Linked DNA regions of Homo sapiens: region 1 is linked to region 2. Evidence: chromatin loops called from intact Hi-C (ENCODE). Cell type or tissue: mammary epithelial cell. All regions are shown on one strand. Links, peaks and the distances in the headings refer to the core of each region. The heading gives the core; the rest is flanking DNA.

The links. Peaks named below come from ENCODE experiments on the same cell type or tissue, not always from the same donor. Only the 100,000 strongest peaks of a DNase experiment are listed, where the experiment ranks them.
Region 1: a loop joins it to region 2, with 7 times the contacts of the local background. A loop is called at or near these places in 1 of 110 quality-filtered maps.

What each region holds. Positions count from the first base shown.
Region 1 is chr3:55,620,493-55,627,455 of GRCh38, reverse strand. All of the region lies in intron 17 of ERC2 (ELKS/RAB6-interacting/CAST family member 2), which reads left to right. Among named protein-coding and RNA genes, the nearest start is that of ERC2-AS1, 16 kb to the right of the region's middle. In mammary epithelial cell, for the core only: a CTCF peak has its summit at 3,078; DNase peaks (open chromatin) are centred at 2,945 and 3,455; H3K27ac peaks cover 772 bases.
Region 2 is chr3:56,248,395-56,255,357 of GRCh38, reverse strand. The region is part of intron 3 of ERC2 (ELKS/RAB6-interacting/CAST family member 2); the gene reads left to right. Among named protein-coding and RNA genes, the nearest start is that of ERC2, 220 kb to the left of the region's middle. RefSeq lists an enhancer at 690-1,302. In mammary epithelial cell, for the core only: a CTCF peak has its summit at 3,804 (motif pointing right); no DNase peak of the experiment used is centred there.

The DNA.
Region 1 (6,963 bases), core at 1,593-4,092, 630 kb after region 2:
CTCGCTCTGTCGCCCAGGCTAGGGTACAATGGCGTGATCTCAGCTCACTGCAACCTCTGCCTCCTGGGTTCAAGCGATTCTCCTGCCTCAGCCTCCCGAGTAGCTGGGATTACAGTCACCCACCATCATGCCTGACTAATTTTGTATTTTTGTAGAGATGGGGTTTCACCATGTTGGCCAGGCTGGTCTTGAACTCCTGACCTCAGGTGATCTGCCCGCCTTGGCCTCCTAAATTGCTGGGATTACAGGCGTGAGCCACCACACCCGGCCAAAAGAAGAAATTTCTGAAGAAAGAGTGGACCCAACAGTTTTGTGGAGCTGAAGCCAAGTTTCAGTTTGTTCCTGTCTCATTCAGAGATGATTTATCCACTGAAAATAATTTACTCAGAGCCCTGAATGACAACACTGTTCAGTGGGATAGAGGTTGTGCTTTTTTGATTTTACATTAATAGCAATAGCAGATATTTCTGGGATGATTCCCACAGGCCAGGCATAATCCTAAAGACTTTATATGCACTAATCCATTTGACCTGTACAATGTCCTGTGAAGTGAGTAGATATTGGTTCCATTTTAAAGGCTAGAAACTGAGACTCAGAAATGTTACTTGTCCAGGGTCACCTGGCTCTGAACGTGTTGAAGGAACTCCAGGTCTGAGAGGACCTATGACCTGTGCTGTTATACACAGATGACAAGTTGTGAGTACTGTGGAGCTTCTATGGTGGGTAAAGTCATTTCCTTTTGGATTTTATATCTCTGGTGAGCAGTAGCAATTCTTCTGTACCATGTGTCTGGTTAGAGGTTACTTTTCCAATGCCACCTTATCCAAAGGATTGGTGAGAAGCCATGAATTTCCTTCTGTAATAAAAGCAATCACTGGCTTGGGCTTTATTCAGTAAATAAGCAGACCTGGCTAGTAAAACTCATTTATGCTGTAATGCTAATGAGTTGCATGTGTAAAGAATGGAAAAAATGATAATTGCTCAGGGATTCCAGAGCCTAGGCTGACTGGAGAGCATATTCTCAGCAAATATGCTTTAGCGGACTTAGGGAAGTTACTCCATCATTTCTCTCCTTCTGGTTTCTTAAAGGATCCGGGGTCCTTACATCAGTAACCACCAGGGCTAATCATTGGTGCTGATCAGTACCAAGTCATTTGCCTGACCTCCTTTGATTGTGTGGCTTTTTTCAAAACTTGTTTTCCAAATACCTCAAGCTTAACTGGGAGGTAAAGGCTGGCATGCTCAGGGCCATCAAGGACAGTTCTGCAAAGGTCAAAAAGGCATGCTAAAGAAACATTTCCCTGTGTTACCACTTCCTTAGCTGCTCATTCCAGACTTACTAGGTAAAATGCAACTCACTTCTGTAATTTGTATTGTGCAAGATGGACTCTGGGAAGCGAAAGTAGCTGAGAAACATTTTTCAGGAACCAAAACAGACGTACATTCAGTTTAGATTCTTTGGAACACACCTACCTGAGATAATAGGGTACTTCTTTAAATGTTTTCTGAACCCACCACAAACCTCCTGTAGAAATACAGACATGCCTTTCAGTCCCCTTGAGTTAACTCAAGGGCTTAAAGGGATAATGCGCCCTGTATTTCACTTCGGTTTAAGTCTTTGTGTTGCTGACAGGGCTTAAAATGGGCAGGTAATCACTGGTACAATGTGTCATCTTTTTTCCTCCCTCTTCTTTTTTTTCTTTTTGAGACGGAGTCTCGCTCTGTCGCCCAGGCTGGAGTGCAGTGGCGCGATCTCGGCTCACTGCAAACTCCGCCTCCCAGGTTCACGCCATTCTCCTGCCTCAGCCTCCCGAGTAGCTGGGACTACAGGCGCCCGCCACCACGCCCGGCTAATTTTTTGTATTTTTAGTAGAGACGGGGTTTCACCATGTTAGCCAAGAAGGTCTCGATCTCCTGACCTCATGATCCATCAGCCTCGGCCTCCCAAAGTGCTGGGATTACAGGCGTGAGCTACCACGCCCAGCCTCCTCCTCCCTCTTCTTATGAAATAAAGTGAAAAGCACTTACTTTTTTTTTTTTAACTTAGCTATTTCTTTCTCTTTTCTTTTTTTTTTTTTTTTCTTTTTTTGAGTCGGAGTCTCACTGTGCCACCCATACTTGAGTGCAGTGGTCCGATCTGGGCTCACAGCAACCTCTGCCTCTCAGATTCAAGCGATTCTCTTGCCTCAGCCTTCCAAGTAGCTGGGATTACAGGCATGCATCACCACCCCTGGCTAATTTTTGTATTTTTAGTAGAGATGGGGTTTCACCATGTTGCCAGGCTGATCTCGAACTCCTGACCTCAAGTGATCCGCCTACCTCGGCCTCCCTAAGTGTTGGGATTACAGGCGTGAGCCACCGTGCCTGGCCTAAGCTATTTCTTTTAAATAAAACAAGGTTATCACCATTTTCCTTTTTGGAAAGACTTGGTTTCCATGGAGAGATGGAAATGGATGGGGTATGTAATAAAAGGGACATAATAAACAAGCCTCCATTTACACTGACATCTTAATTTATCAGGCATTAAGTGGCTGATATTAAATGTTAATGAGGTCTCTGGAAGAGGGAACTAGGGACCAGCCAGGACTGTGTCTCATTCAGTGGCTTCAGGACCAGGTAGAAACCTCAGTTTTCTCATTTTTTTTCTTCCTTTTTCTTTATCATACCGACACCACAGACATGGTTACCATTTATTGACCACTTTGGGATGAGCAGACCTTGTGCTAAGTGCTTTCCATCCAGGTGAAGTCAGCACACTTATTCCCATTTTGCAGAGGAAAAAGCTGGGTTTCCACTGAGTCAGTGCCCCGAGCCAAGGCTGCTGAGTGGCAGAGCTGAGCCTCAGACCCATGCCGTCAGACTCCAGACCCTGAGCATTAACACCTCATGTCTAGTCACTGGCCAAGGCCAGCCTGTTCTTCCCACAGGGCACCTCTCCCATCCACCACTTCCTCTCTGTCCTCTCAGCACCAGTCTGGGGTGGTTTCCCTGACTCAGAACTTTCCCATCCCATCCACCCTGCATGCCCCAGCCATGTTCACCTTCCTGAAACACCACGTTCTCTGTGTCCCTCCCGTGGCGACACATTGTCAGTTCCTCTTTATTTCCAACCATATTAGGTTCAACTACCTCAGACTCGTCCTCACATTCCTCCCGCATGGGCCCCCCTGCGCAGTTTTATGAATTTTCCACCATTCCCAGATAATGAGGTATCATTTTTCCTCTTCTAAAAATAGTGTTCATTCCTTTTTTCACATCTCTGTGCTTATTGCTTGCCATTATCTAAAATGCCCAATATCTGCCTACATCCTACCTGTTGGATTCAGCCCAGATATGCTCCTTTAGGAAACCTCCTCTGAAATTCTGAATATGCCATAAACCCCTCTCTCTTGAGCTGTTGGAGTCCTAACCCAATTTTCTTTGGAATTCCCTTCTCTTGATCACCGTTGGCAGATTCTCCTTTGGCAATCATACATGAAGCAAGACTGGAAATTCCCTATAGACTGTTAGAAATGCAAAATGCTTGTTACCCAGTGCTGCAAAGAAATAGCACTTGAACATAAATTTAATTCTCTCAGCAAGTCAATTTTTACTTTCTGCAGAAAGGGTGCCCCTTGCAGATGGAACAATGGCGAGAGCACACCTGGACAGGGGAGGGGAAGTAGTTCTTATTCCTGATGCAGGACCCTACTGCTGTGTCGTTCCTCTATTGGCTAGGGTTGGACTGCTCAGTCTAAGCTAATTCTGATTGGCTATTTTAAACAGAGCAGGGGTATGAACCAGAGTGGCAGGGTGAATAGTTTGGTGGGAAGGACAGTTAGGAATAGATAACTAAAGGGGACTTAGGTCAGAGCAGGTGACCAGGCATGACTGAGGTCAAAGCAGGTGACCAGGGGAACAGATGTGAACTACTGATTAAAACTGGTGGAAAAATGTTGTTTACTGAAACTAGAAGCAAGAGGGCGAAGAGAACCAGGAAGTTAAACTTTAAAATGGAAAATCAAAGAATAAGAGAGCTGAACATACTGACATACTGATTCTTTGAAGAGAAACTTGGGGTTCACTATACTTAACATGACAAAGTAGGGGTCTTTACTTCTGTAGTTCTCTCTGTGCTTAACAGAGGAATAGAAAATCATAATTACAGCTAACATTTATTGAGCACTTCATATGTGCCAGGCACTGTCTTCATGTATTAATTCTTTCAGTCTTTACAGTAATCCTCTGTGGTAATGAGGAAACTGAGGGAATGAAAGCTCAGGTGACTTGCCCAAGTGGTGAAACTGAAATGCAAACCAGGCAGTGGGGCTTGTGCCTCCCACTGCACTGTGCCACTTTATACCATCCTCAGGTCAGAAACAAGTCACATGTGGGCATGGAGAACAAATCAGAGAACATGAATTCTTTATCTGGAATTTTGCTCAGCTGATAAAGCTCATTGGTTCCCAGCCTTCCTCTAGAAGTGGATTCACAGTTCTTCCCTTGTTGCTCCACAGCTGGGGAATTTTGTGTTGAATCAGAATGTTCTGGTTTAGAAACATTTTCTGGGTTTGAATCAGCATGGTCCAAGTCTCGGTCGGAACCAACTTGACGTTTGCATGGCAGATGGAACTGGAGCCCTCACTCCTCCTCTAATATGAGGAGGAGGAACTCAAGCACTCACTCTTCCAGTAATATGACCCTCTTCTGTTTGGTATTAGATGCTTTAATCCTTTCTGGACCAAGGCAGAGTATAAACAAACAAAGTCAAATATTTAAAATTTTTAACAGCAGCAAAAACTTCCATAAGATTCTTGAAAATGAACTCCAATTTGATCATTTTGAGGACTGCCTAGGTTAGCACTGCTACTCTGATTCCTGTGTCTCTGTAGCACATTTAAGCTGCTAATTTGAAGAAATTGCTGGTAGCTTGCATTTGCCCATACTGCAGAATTTCAAATGCTATGATATATTTTCCACACTTTTATCTTCCTTTGGCCAAGTAGATGTTGTACTTTTTATTTTTTTTCCTTTGGTCAAATTCAATCAAATTGTCATCATTAGAAACACAAGGAAAAAATCACATTGATAAAAGACCATTACATTTTAAGATCCATGATGTGTCACTGTCTACTTGAGAATCCACTGGCTGCTGAGGTGGTGCCTTCTCCACCACATTTCTGACTCATTCCCAGAATAGGACTTTGTATGGAGTCAGCACTTCATATTTGTTATATCAGGTGGAATTTTGGGTGCTTTACCTGGCTTCTACAAATAGTGTTGTTTTGGTCATCGAAAGCAAAGCGTTCTTTACCAAGGGAAGTGTGGCCGGATTTTCAAACAGTTATGTCTGTCAAGTTAGTCTGGGGAATTTGACAGTGCCAGCTATGGATGGCGGTACGAAGCAAACAGATTCGGATGGAAAAATTCTTACCCAACTATGTCCAGTTAGGTTTATGAAAAGAGCACCATTATACCAGGCCTCCTTTGAACAAGAAAGGAAATAGCTTATGTCATGTGAATACAAAGTCCCACAGGAGTGTGCCCTGACTTTCCTTTCCAGCCTCAATTTTCACTGCTGCTTGGCAGGGATGTGATGCTCTGGAACACTCACCTGCCTGGCATTTTCCACGTATCCCATGTCCTCCTCCAATCCACGCCTTTGTTCTTTCTCTCCCTCCTGGAACTACTTTTCTCCCCCAATTGGCCTAGCTGTCTCCTGGCATTTTCTAAGGCCCAGACTAGGAATTCTTTTTCCCAAGGAATCTCCCCTGACCACCTCCCTTCCAAAAGTGAAATGCCACTTTTCAGTGCTTCCAGAATTTGCTGTGCATGACTGTCCTGTTACCTGTTAACACTTTGCATTATAATTATCAAGGTGTCTGTGTCTCCAGCCAGCCTGAGTGTTTCTTGATCCCTGTATCCCTAGCCTAGTACAGTGCCTGAAATCAGTGCTTGGGGGCCTTGTTAAAAGAAGAAACGGCAGGAGGGGAACAGTAGTAGATAAGCGATATTTCACAAAGGAAAAGGAGAAGCTATAACCTGTCTGTATGAACTCCCCAAATATGTCCCGTTCTTTCTTTGTTGTCACCCACCCTCTTTTGCTTTTCATGAGGGAGTGTTTGCCCTAAGTGAAAAGGAAAACCCACTTGTCTTTAGGGACATGTTATGCATGTGGAAGTCTGGCATTCCCAGCTGGGCGTTTAACCAGCCCACCACTTGGGTGTTTTATAGTAGTGTCTCAAGAGGTGTTATCTCCCTCTTTTAGGTCTTTGGAGAAAAAAAAGGTGATCAAAGAAACCAACTCTGGCTGGAGGGGGGGCAGTTAGAGTCAAATCGGGGTTTTAGTGGATAAGAAAGGGGACAGAATGGAAATGGGGTATGGATGATGCTAATATGAAGAATGTGCTTCAAGGCCTCCTGGCTATTTTTGCATGCAACCATCTTTCATATCCCTATAAGATAAAATCACTGTGAAGGGTCATAAACCACTGTCAGAGTATTTGACAAGCCCCATAGGTAGTTGTTCCGAGCTAGTAAAAGCATCTTAATTGGCCTAAATGACAACAGTTATGTTATAAATATCTAGAATTTATGACCTGAGAAGGCGTAATCACATCTTCCATCAGTTAAGTTTGCATAGGAGCAGCTTGAGGATTTAAGATAGGGCTGCAAGTTGGGGAAAATCTGATTAGCCTTAACTTTATGACAAACACAGAGCTAAGTGAATCGGAGTGCTTTCAAGTTCCTGATCCCTGGGAGTTAAAGGCAGTGGTGTTTCAGAGTCGGTAAAAGCCACCCAGTTCCCTCTGTGCAGCTGTCATTTTATTGGCCTTGTAAAGTCTCCCGTACACTGTGACAAATCCAAGACCATATACCTGCGAAGAAGAGATGTTTTAGATTATGGGGCACAGAGGAAGCAGACGGTGGGGTTAGAGGGTGAAAACCTATGTGTTTATGCCGATCCTTCTCCGGAATGTGCAG
Region 2 (6,963 bases), core at 2,848-5,347:
CCCAGGATGGGGATGAGAAGGACTCAAGAGTGTGTGGACCTTGTTGGAGTCCGTGGTGGGGGTTACAGCCTTAAGTAGTTGATGCCAGAGGCCAACACCTAAATGTAGATGGCACCAGCTATTCTCACACATCCATAGAGGACAAGTGTGCCCCAGAGGCCACTTTCCCAGTGTCAAGAAGTTAGAGGTAGATGAAAAGATGGAGAAAGGAGAGAGTCTTCAGGGACAGGTGTGAACAAATGATAACTGTGTTACTTCTAAGTCAAGATTAAGGCCGTTGTCCCTTTATTCTCCACTAGGGGATGGAAATAAGAATTGTGAACTACGTTGAAATTTCATTATGGAGATATAATATTTGTATACCAAATAAAACATTATATTTGGCACATGGTCTTTGAATAATTGCTACAATAATTTTTCACCGGAATTAGCTAAATTATTATCTTCTTTTTTCACATTAGTGACTAAACTATATTCTTTGACTATTTAACAGGTGTTAGATATAATGTTCTTTATGTATATTATTACACTTAATTTGGGAAGTATGTACAATTATTTAATATTGTGAGGCAGAGACTATTGTTATCCCACATTTTACAGTTGAGGAAACTGAGGCTCAGGAAAATTAGCTTACTTGTCCAAGGTGACACAACTGATAGATGAATGAGGCTGGAGTTACTGATTCAACATTCATTTTGGGCTTTCAGATCCCGGCCCGGGACTTGACACATACATAATAAGAGCACAGTAAATATTTGAATGAATGAATGAATGATTGTGCAAATGTGCAACAGTGTCAGCTGGCCAGTTGGTATGTGGGGAATCCTGTTCTGAGCAAGGTAAGGAAAGAAAAATGAGCCAGAGGTGGGGCCTCCTCCTTAACAGTGAATCTGCTGTCCCTAATGTGCTAATTCTAACTCAGAGTGGAGCCTTTGAAAATACTTGCGGGTCCTGTCAGAAAATACACAGAATGTAAACGAGCAGGATTCCATCAACTTACATTTTCAAAGTGAAAAAAAAAAGGGGTTTAAGGGCTCTTAAGGAATGCTGTTAACTCTTGGGCTGAGTATAGTTGTTGGGGGGTGCTTTAGAATATGTGAGGAGCCAAGGAAGTATTTCAAATTAGTCTCTGCCTGTTAGAGTCACTTTGCAACATCCCATCATGCCGCAGCAATCCATGGGGAAAATAAAAGGGGACGACATAAAGCAATTACAAGCCAGCTCTCTGGTGCAAAGCTGTGCCAGGTTTGAAACTTGGGCGCTAGCCCTCTCCCAATCCATCTAAACTAACTGACAATACTTTAGTCTGGTTTCCACTTTGCATTTTGGTCCCTGTTAATCCCATTGAAACACCAATCCTATATGCAGGTATTAAACTCTTATTAAGACCTTGAGGTTGAATTCCTAAGTAAGAGCTTTTCTTTGAGTTTGGGAAATTTTTATTTTATTTTTTTGAGACAAGATCTTCCTCTGTAGCCCAGGCTGGATTGCAGTGGTGCGATTATAACTCGTTGCAGATTCGCACCCCTGGGCTCAAGTTATCCTCAGCCTTGGCCTCTCAAAGTGCTGGGATTATAGAGCCACCACAACAGACCTGGGGAGTCTTTAGCATTTGTATCTCATATATAGGGAGAGGCTTCTTAAAGTCTGAGAGATGTGCAAACAAATGAGCATTTCCAGAGCCTTCCAGTTGCTGTGCATGTTTGACCTGGACTGAACCACAAGTGGTCTGTACACCTACAGTTATCTCTCAAGCCTCCCATTCATAACTGAGGCTAAAATGTTCCAAATTTGGTGTAAACTGGGACAACTATTTTGGGAAAAAAGCTTGTCAACATAAATGAGTCTAACCTTTTGATTCCGTAACTCCACTTCTGGAAGATATCCTTTAGAGATGATTTTTAGTAGAGAAAACATTTTGTGCCTAAAGAAGTTGAGAGCAATTCCTCCCTTTTTTAGAAAAAGAAAAGTAAGTTTTCTTAAACAGTTTTTTAAATAAGGTAAAACTTTTTTAAATAAGAGAAAACTTAAAATTTTCTAAATAGGAATCTGGCAGTGATAGAATATCATATAGCCATCAAAATTATTTTAAAAGTACCAAGCTGGGATTACTTGTATTTATTTTTAATCTTCATTAAGTTATTATTATTACATTTTTCAGTCTTGAGAGAAGGGAATGGTCTCTGGAGCCAGAGTTTGTGAACACATGATTCCTTCTTAGAATAACCAGCTGGTAAGGTACAGCAGTGAAAAACACTGGAACAGGTGTGAGAGTTGGAGATCTGGCTGTGGCTCATGCTGTCCCTAGAAGATGTGGAACCTGAGACCACTTAGCCAGGACCACCTGAACAAAGTACTCTGAAAGTTGCTACATAGCTGACGTCTCCATAGGTTCCCTGGGGTGCCCATAAGCACAATGCCCACAGTTGTATTTTTAAAAAGTTTTCTATCTATTTCCAAGTGAAGATCTATTTAAGTTTTCAGGATAGTTTGTAATAACATCTCTGGAAGCTGCTTTTGTAATTCCAATGTTAGCATCCCATGTAATATTTTCTTCAGTTGGGCAAATGTAAGGCATGTCTTTTTTTTTTTTTTTTTTTGAGACAGAGTTTTGCTCTTGTTGCCCAGGCTGGAGTTCAATGGCGCGACCTTGGCTCACCACAACCTCTGCCTCCTGGATTCAAGCAATTCTCCTGCCTCAGCCTCCTAAGTAGCTGAGACTACAGGCATGCACCACCACACCCAGATAATTGTTTTGCATTTTTAGTAGAGACGGGGTTTCTCCATGTTGGCCAGGCTGGTCTCAAACTCCTGACCTCAGGCAATCTGCCCACCTCGGCCTCCCAAAGTGCTGGGATTACAGGCATGAGCCACTGTGCCCGGCCAGGCATGCCCCTGTTAAAGCTATTATTTTATGCGTAATACTTTGGTTTTTGATGTCCACAGTCATTGCTAGATATTGTGGTTGTCCTTCAGGTTTAACCTTAGATGGAACATGTATGGGAGGCATCAGAAATAACTCTCACACACTCTTAATTTGTGTTTTTACAAAACTATAACAATAAAACGTATAGAGATGAACTATAACATTAAGATCAATTTTCAGCCAGATTAAAAAATAACCATAAGAACTTGGAAGGAAAGTATTATTTTAGGTTTTAAAATCAATATTTTAACTGTTATAGGATGTCCAAGCCTAATAGGCACTTAGCATGAAGCCTCCAGACCTCCCACAGGAGAATTTTAATGCTAAGGATGAGGAGCAAGGGGGAGCACCTTACAGCCTCCCTCCTGCTTTCACCCAGCCCTCGGGTTACAAAGACACACCTGCCATGGAACTTGACCAGCTATAAGGCAGCGCTGAGAACCAGGACTTCAATTACTTCAATTGAGGACCAGTTACTTCAATTACTGGGGCCCTCCTGTGTAAAATATGGAGGCAAGAGTTGAATTAGATTAGCATTTCCCAAACATTGTTTTGAGAAACTCCAGCACTCTATGAGGAGTTCAGAGGCATCTACAAGTAAAGAGTTTCCCTGACTGAATACAAGTGCGGAATGCCACGTCTCCGTTTAGAGATTTCCAATATAGGTTAACATATTTAAGGCTGTGAGATATCCTATGGTTAAGATGTATTTTCCACAGCATTTCACCTAGCATGTGTTAAATGCATTTGATGGCAGAATCCTGCTATCAAGAAATATACTTTGGGAAACACTGAACTAAGTTTCTTCTTAGCTCCAAATTTCTACAGTTTTAAATATGCCATCCAAATGTTGCTTAGCAACATTACAGCCACCTCATTTGCCCACTAGATGGCAGCCTTGAATGAGATTTATTTTTTTCTTCTTGCCAGGTTTCTCTTTGGACATTTTTGGACATTGCTTTTCCTGTGTACCAGGAGAGTGCAGATCAGTTATTAAATTGATTTTAAGGCCATTCTGGTAACATTTTACAATCCATTTAAAATAAAACAGTTGTATCAACTGTAGGGATAAATACCAGCCAAGATTGAAATAGTATATGATTTTTTGAGCTTTTTTTCTTTTAAACTCACTGAACAATACTGATAATGTCTTACTTTTTTGCATTTTACAGAGTTTAGCCAGACAGAATTTAACTGGACATTTGGGTTGTTCTGTTGATCAACTTGAAAGGTTGGATTGTGAGGCTGTTGGGAACTTTCTGTAGTTTCTGGTGGCAGTTGGGAAACTTCTTTAGTTTCTATGGTGGGTGAGAAATGTCTTCAGCCCTTACATGTGTATAACTTTGTTTGGGATCCCTGCAATATTATCGTGTTTAGATGGCAGTGCACCTTCAGAAGGTCTCACTCTCCAGGCAGCCTGTGTTAAGTGGTCTCTTAAAGTCTCCTTCATGTTCTAGTAAATTTTTGATTGGCTCTTTATTCAACATAGTTTGCTATTAGGCATTAAGATTTTGCTGGTTTGCGGGTTCATCAGTTAGTCCATCTTTCACTGGGTCTCACTGTTATAAGGTTAAAGCACCTTAGTGATCCCCGTCCCATACTTGGAGTTCATGGAATTTCACACATCCATTTAAGTGTGCCCAGGAGTTTTAGAAAATGAAGGCAACTTTACTTAGGTATAGTCATGCTTCAGGTTTGTTCAACTGACGGATGTTTACCTATTAGAAATGTATGCCTTTTTATTGATGGAAAGGGAGCTTTTAAAATATATAATGAGGGGGCTTCCTGAAGTGCTTCCTGAATTACCTGAATATGTGTGCGTATGTGGAGTGGGTGAGAAGCCAAACTCTGGAACAAGCGCCTCAGCTTGCTCTTCTGTTCCAGTTTTGGTGTACGTACTGCTGAAGCGAGCGTGTCATCTTGCTCTTTCAATGCTACATTTTGAAGGTGAAATATTTGTAAGCCCTCTTAGATCTTATTCCAGGAAAAGATTCTTCCTGAACCCCAAATAGCACTCCAAGGACATTAAAATTCTCATACTTCCTAAAGGTAAGCTGTTTGAATAGCAGTTTTCTTAGTGTGATGATCTGATCTACTCCTGTCTCTTGCCTCATGTTGTGGGAGATTTTTCTTTGCTTTTTCCTCCATAATATACAGCATGGCATGGGCCCTAGTTTTTAGTTTATCTTTGGACTTTAGATTTTTGGGTGGTATGGTGCAAAACCATTTGTGGGTGCACTCTTACTGTGTAAGAATATCCATTTAAGAAATTTGATGGCCGGGCGTGGTGGCTCACGCCTGTAATCCCAGCACTTTGGGAGGCGGAGGCAGGTGGATCACAAGGTCAGGAGTTCAAGACCAGCCTGGCCCAAATGGCGAAACCCCGTCTCTACTAAATATACAAAAATTAGCCGGGTGTGGTGGCGGGCGCCTGTAATCCCAGCTACTCAGGAGGCTGAGGCAGGAGAATCGCTTGAACCCGGGAGGTGGAGGTTGTGGTGAGCCGATATTGTGCCACTGCACTCCAGCCTGGGTGACAGAGTAAGACTCCGTCTCAAAAAAAAAAAAAAAAAAAAGAAATTTGATGCAGATTTTGTGAGTGTGGTTTATAATGGAAATGTCAGATAAAATGGATACTAATCTTAGTTAATACATATTGAGCACTTACTGTTGCAGGCATTGTGCCTAGCATTTTACATGTATTAGCTCATTTAATTCTCACAGCAACCTGTAGTGTGTAGATGCTATTGCTATGACATTTTCAGATGAAGAAACTGAGGGTTAGAAAGGTTAAACAGGTGAATTAGGCCGGGCACGGTGGTTCACGCCTGTAATCCCAGCACTTTGGGAGGCCGAGGCTGGCAGATCACAAGGTCAGGAGATCGAGACCATCCTGGCTAACACAGTGAAACCCCGTCTCTACTAAAAATACAAAAAAATTAGCTGGGCGTGGTGGCGGGCGCCTGTAGTCACAGCTACTCGGGAGGCTGAGGCAGGAGAATGGCGTGAACCCGGGAGGCGGAGCTTGCAGTGAGCTGAGATTGCACCACTGCACTCCAGCCTGGATGACAGAGCGAGACTCTGTCTCAAAAAAAAAAGGTGAATTAATGTCACATTCTTTGTAAGTGGCCCAGCAAGGACTGCAAACAGGTCTCTCATGCCTCATGTTTTACCAGCATATGTATGATATGAAATATTTGCATCTTAAATGTTTTCAAAACATGCATATGCATCCTTGTAAGGTTGAGGTGGGCTAAGCTGAGTGGCCACAATGTAGCAAGAAATTCTCCTGATAATAAGAACCCAACTGCCAATTTTGCTCTCAGCTCTAGACACCAAGATTTCTTGGCCTGATGGCCTCATGTTCAAATACATTTGGCCATGTTTCTCAAAACACTGAGTTACTATACTTTGCATTAACAGTGCTTGGCTTTGTCTTTTATGCAGAAAGCCCCTCCAGGCCTCTGTAATGTGCTAAAAAAGATCTTGTCTAAAACTCATGAAAATAAATAACATAAACTGTTCTGAATAAATTTGGGTTAAGTGAACAGAACTCTTTTCTGTGTACGTGTATTGCATACATACAGTTGTGTGTGCCTGTGAACACGTGTTTTGTTGCTGGGTCTAGGACCAATATCCTCTGTAGTGAAGAATATCTCAGAATTTCCATTATAAATTATTTTAGGGGTTTATAACTAATACTGTAAAAAATTCAGCACTGCCTGGAATGTACTTTATTGTGTTTACAGAATTAGTTATTGGAAAGAAGCATGTAGAAGCAAATATGTCTTTGCCTTAGCCATTTGAGGTGGTGCAAATGTTTGCATAATTGTTGGCAAGGATGGGACGCTATTGAAAGCAGAGTAGGGAGCTCAAGGATTCAGGAGATAAAGAGTAACAAATCAGTTTGATTTGGGATAACTGAGGAGCAAATGGAAAATTCGATCTTGAATGTTGATTATAAATAGGAAGACCGTGCAGCATATCAATACATTTTGTGGCTAAATCCCATTTTTAAAAGAAAATAATTGGTAGTA